Regions from separate parts of the Homo sapiens genome. Here region 1 is linked to region 2. A link is a contact called in ENCODE Hi-C or POLR2A ChIA-PET data. All regions are on one chromosome and are shown on one strand. Each heading gives the region's core, a stretch centred on a gene start or an enhancer-like site at or near the end of the contact. The rest is flanking DNA. Distances are from core to core; before and after follow the strand shown.

Region 1 (2,700 bases), core at 167-2,666, 120 kb before region 2:
TGAAAACAAACACACTACAAAAAAATAGTGATATCCATCACGCTGTTGGAAGAGTGAACTGTAAAACAGTGAAGGGAGAAGGCCAGACGTGAAGGATGAAGGTTTTCTTCAGCTCATGATTCATCCAACTTCCTTCCCTCTTCCCTGGCCCCAGGAGGACGTTGCTGTGGCTGCTGCAGTCTTGGAGTCCCTGCTCAAGCTGGCCCTGCTGGCCGGCCTGACCATCACTGTTTTTGGCTTTGCCTATTCTCAGCTGGCTCTGGATATCTACGGAGGGACCATGCTTAGCTCAGGATCCGGTACGCACAAGAGTTTTTCTGGATTTTTTCTGATTTCCCAACATAAATAGAAGAGTCACGAAATTCAAGAACTTGTGCACACACAGTTGTTATCTGTGTCAGTGTAGGGAAAACTGTCTGGTGGCAGGGGCTGTGGGACTGTTCCCCTCGTTCAACTCCAGACACACACTCAAGGTATAGGCAGGGGCGTTGGCGCCAGGACAATCAGCTTCCCCAGCCTCACTTGGAGAAGTTATTAGGACTTCTCCTTGCTGTTGGCTTTCCTCTCGGGCCTAGAATGTGTTTTGCCAAGCGCTTCCCTGTGCTCCCTCTGGGGTGAGGGAGGAAGGCAGAGGGCAGACGGTAATGAGTCTCCACTTGGTACTAAACACATCTGAAGATAGTAAATGCCACATAAATCTCCCAGCCTAGTGCATAAAAGCCTCTGAAGGATAACCCAAAGCCATTTGCAGAGAATAAAATTGATCTCTGCAAATAAAATGGTATATTTAATCCAGTGACTCTCAGTTTTTGAAGAAGAAAAGTATTGAATGTGTCTAATTTTGAAACACCAGGCCGCTGAGGATCTCACAGCACTTGTTAGGTCTTGGGGACTTCATCAATTTCAAAATGTGCTGGGCTGTAAGCTGGCAGTCCATTTGCAGTGCTTCATCTTGGGTTTAGCAAAGATGTTTTTAATTTCTCAGGTCGCTGGACAAGAACGCTGAGGACTTCTTTCTGCTGCCCCATCTCAATATAAAGGGCTTTGTCAAATGCCATTTTACAAGTTCACTAGCATGTTTTAGTCTCCACTACAATGGGGCCCAAACTTTTGGTGTTAGGGGAGGAAGGGCCAGGTTTCTATACCAGAGCAAAGGTCATTAAGTTTGGAGAAACACCTGCTGTGAAACCAGTGAAGTGGTTTGCAGCTCCCTGGGGCTTGTGCTGTGAGAAGTGTATTTCCATCTGGCAGCTGTGGGGAGGCCTCATGAGGAAGGCATTAGTAAGTTTATGGGCAGAGATTGGGAACTCGACTATTCTGTAGCAGCTCTTCCCCTTTAGAAAGCAATCACCAAGGAGCAGCCTCTAATGTCACACAATCACAGGGCGTTGCCTCAAGGAGGGGGCTGTCCCATCATTATCATGACTCAGCCCATCATCTTAGTTTTGAAAGTGGAACTCGCAACACTGCTGTCCCCAGTTGTGTACTTGTCTTTGTCTTCACCCTGGAAGTGGACTACTTACCTGTGAGCTGTACTGGCCATCTCCAGATGTGGGACTCGGACACAGCACGGACAGGCTTTTGTGTAGGGGTGTGGCTTCTCTTCCGTTGTTTGGGATTAGCCCTGCATTTAATTAGGGTCTTTGTAAGTGTTCTAGAGGCTTTTCTTAGAAATCCTTCTCACACCTAGCTTTGCTTTGCTTTTTCTTTTCTTTTCTTTTTTCTTGGTAACTCACAGAACAACACCTAGCTTTTCTATCCTTAAGCAAAACCCACACATTCACAGAATTTCCCCAAGATTTCTTACATTTCTCTCTTAGGTGCTTCTCTCTTGTCCCTCTGCCTTTTACTTTTTTCCTTCTCTATCCCCTTGTCTTAATGAACTAGGGCTGCCATGACAAAGTACCACAGACTGCGTGGCTTTAAACAACAGAACATATTGTCCGTCAGTTCTGGAGGCCAGAAGTGCACAATGAAGCTATGGCCAGGGCCGTGTTCTCTCTGAAGGCTCGAGGAGAGGCCCCTTCCTACCTCTTCTAGTTGCTAATGGTTGCTGGCATCCTGGCGTTCCTTGACTTGCAGCTGCAGTACTGCGGTCACATGGCTGTGTTCTCTCTGTCTTCACGTCATCATCCCCCTTGCGCTCTTCACGTCATCATCTCCCTGCACGTGTCTGCCTCAATGCAAGTTTCCCCCACTTTTTTTTTTTTTTAGTGAGATGAAGTCTCACTCTATCACCCAGGCTGGAGTACAGTGGTGTGATCTCGGCTCACTGCAGCCTCCACCTCCCGGGTTCAAGAGACTCCCGCCTCAGCCTCCCGAGTAGCTGAGATTACAGGCACACCCTACCACACCCGACTAAGTTTTTGTATATTTAGTAGAGACGGGGTTTCGCCATGTTGGCCAGGCTGGTCTCAAACTCCTGACCTCAGATGATCTGCCCCCCTTCAGCCTCCCAAAGTGCTGAGATTACAAGCATGAGCCACTGCACCTGACCAAGTTTCCCCTTTTTATAAGGACACCTGTCATATAGGATCAGGGCCTGCCCTAATGACCTCATTTTAACTCAGTTTTCTTCATGAACACCCTGTTTCCAAATAAGGACAGATTCTCAGGTACCACTGGTCAGGACATTAACATATCTATTTTGGGGGGACAGTTCAACTTAAAACACCCCTCAATTCAGTCTACAATCGAAGG
Region 2 (2,711 bases), core at 32-2,531:
CTGCAATTTAGTCGTCTTGGTATCTGGCAAAGAGGAGGTGCTCAATATCCTGGTACTAATCAGTAATTGCTAAGGAAGCCGGGCTGCGAAGTGGTCATACTTAGCCAACTGTGGACCAGGGATTTATAGGGTGGTCAGCCTGATATTTCCAAACTCATTATAGTATGAATCATTATAGTATGAATAGACACACACACACACACACACACACACACACACACACACACACAGTATTTAGTATAGTATTCAGTATATATTATAATAATATATATTACCTATATTCAATATAGTATTCATTATAGTATGAATTTTTAAAGATTATTTATGCCTGAGATTATTGAAAGACATACATTAAAGAAAGCTAGAAAATTTGTCATTGAAGTGCCTGTATTGGAAAGTATGTGGGTGTTGAAATTGGAATGTTAAAAAACAAGGCAGCATAAATTACTGAATTGCTATGGGGAAATGCCTTCAAGGCTGATTGGTAAACCTAGAGAACGTGAAATGTAAGATGGGATTGAAGCCAACAAGGAGGTTCCCAAGGGGCAAAAAAAAAAAGAATTGGCCCCATTCTTGCTGTCTAAAAAAGTTTTTTATGATGTTCAAATGAAGCATCGTGGGTGAAAAAAAGCTTATAAATTGGAGACACTACACAGATAGTAATTATACTTTTGTTGATTGAAAACATTTTCCTGAAAACTCCAAGAACAAACCTTTAGTGGTGAGGGAAGTAATCATATTGCCCTATTTTGCACTGAAGCTCATCATAATTTTTCTTCCTCAAACCATTCCTACTTCAGACTTCCCTTTTTCCATAAGTGGCAGTTCTATCCTTCCAGTTGCTTAAGCCAGAAACTTCAGTCAGCCCAGATACTGCTCTTTCTCTCATACACCAAATCCATCTTACATCTTCCTCCACATTTTCACTTCTCCTGTCCTAGACCTAGCCACCAACACCTTTCACTTGGATTATTCTGTGGTCTTTTTAGTTGGTCTTCCTGCTTCTGCTCTTGCTTTCTTCTCACATAGCTGCAGAGTGATCCTTTTAAAAGATAAATCAAATTATGTTCCTCCTCTGCTCAGAATCCTTCAATGGCTTCCCCAAAGCCAAAATCTTCACAGCAGCCTGCAAGTTCATATAAAATATGACTCCCTGATAGCTTCCTGAGTTCATCTCCTAGCATCTCTGCTGTGATCATTTTGTTCCAACCACTGTGGCCTCAAATACGCCACACAAGCTCCCACTTCAGAGACTTTGCTCTTTTTGTTTTTCTGCCTTGAATATTCTTCCGCACGTACCCACATGGCTCACTTCCTCATTTCCCTCTGGTGTTGTTTTGTGTTACCTCAACACTAAGGCTTTGATCACTCTGTTAAAAGTAGGACTCCCTGTCCTCCTCCCTTGTTCAGTTTTTTTCTCCTAACATTTGTTTTCATTCAACATACATATTATAGTTGACCCTTGAACAACACAGGGGTGTTGACCCCACACGCAGTTGAAGATTTGCATATAACTTTTGACTTCTCAAAAACTTTACTAATAGCCTACTGTTGACCAGAAGCCTTACCACAATAACATAAGCAGTCAATCAACACGTATTTTATATGTTATATATTACATACTGTTTTCTTACAATAGAGTAAGCTGGAGAAAAAATGTTACAAAGAAAATCATAAGGAAGAGAAAATATATTAATATTGACTCTTCACTGAGTGGAAGTGGATCATCATAAAGGTCTTCATCCTTGTCATCTTCACGTTGGGTAGGCTGAGGAGGAGTAAGAGGAGAGGTTGGTGTTGCTGTCTTAGGGTGCCACAGGTGGAAGAGGGGAGGAGGCAGAAAGGAAGGCAAGAGGGGCAGGTACACGTGGTGTAACTTTTCAGAAATAACATTATAGTTTCTGTCTGAATGTTTGCTTTTTCCTTCCTCTAAAACTGTTTCTATATGGTATCAACTCCTCTTCCACTGTTTGCTTTAGTTTCAGTGCCATATCATAGAGGGATCTTGTCATAAAAGCAGTCCTGAGTAATCCAAACCCTTCTGCCAGATTGTCAATGTTGATTTATTTTCTGGCACTGCTTCTTCTACATCTTCTTCTTTATTGGCACTGGTTTTGGAATTATTCATCTCCATCAAGTCGTCTTCTGTTAATTCCTCTGGTGTGCTATCTATTAGCTCTTGAATTTCTCCACGATCTATATCTTTTTTTTTTTTTTTTTTTTTTTTGAGATGGGAGTCTTGCTCTGTCGCCCAGGCTGGAGTGCAGTGCCGCGATCTCAGCTTACTTCAACCTCCGCCTCCTGGGTTCAAGCGATTCTCCTGCCTTAGCCTCCTGAGTAGCTGGGATTACAGGCATATGCCACCATGTCCGGCTAATTTTTGTATTTTTAATAGAGACGACGTTTCACCTTGTTGGCCAGGCCTGTCTGGAACTCCTGACCTCAAGTGATCCGCCCGCCTCAGCCTCCCAAAGTGCTGGCATTACAGGCGTGAGCCACCGCGTCCGGCCCATGATCTATATCTTAACCCTTCACCTCCGACCTTTTTGGCCGTATCTACAACCTCTTTCATGATTTTTGTGATTGGCTCTGTTGTCAATCCTGTGAAGTTATGCAGGACATCTGGACAATTTTCTCTAGCAGGAGTCTATTGTTTCAGGCTTGATGGCTTTCAGGACTTTTTCTATAACAATGGAATCTTCAATAGTGTA

What was found. Hi-C counts contacts between places; a loop is a spot of excess contacts on that map. ChIA-PET counts read pairs that join two places held with the same protein, here RNA polymerase II (POLR2A). Pooled maps may share reads with other maps.
Region 1: a loop to region 2 is called in a pooled map, with 8 times the contacts of the local background. The contact joins two enhancer-like sites. A Hi-C loop is called at or near these places in 1 of 37 single-sample maps with no recorded cell type and 8 of 50 pooled maps. POLR2A ChIA-PET finds 5 or more read pairs at or near these places in 4 of 52 experiments (BJ, T-cell, activated CD4-positive, alpha-beta T cell and 1 more).

The regions. Positions count from the first base shown.
Region 1 is chr3:53,101,552-53,104,251 of GRCh38, reverse strand. RFT1 (RFT1 glycolipid translocator homolog) reads left to right here. Exons shown (of 13, transcript NM_052859.4): 10 at 155-299. Among named protein-coding and RNA genes, the nearest start is that of RFT1, 28 kb to the left of the region's middle. RefSeq lists enhancers at 936-1,437, 1,437-1,486. Within about 2 kb of position 1,416, at least 2 of the 41 ENCODE cell types and tissues checked have a DNase peak (open chromatin) inside an H3K27ac peak, as active enhancers do.
Region 2 is chr3:52,982,246-52,984,956 of GRCh38, reverse strand. The region is part of intron 1 of SFMBT1 (Scm like with four mbt domains 1); the gene reads left to right. Among named protein-coding and RNA genes, the nearest start is that of SFMBT1, 62 kb to the left of the region's middle. Within about 2 kb of position 1,281, at least 8 of the 41 ENCODE cell types and tissues checked have a DNase peak (open chromatin) inside an H3K27ac peak, as active enhancers do.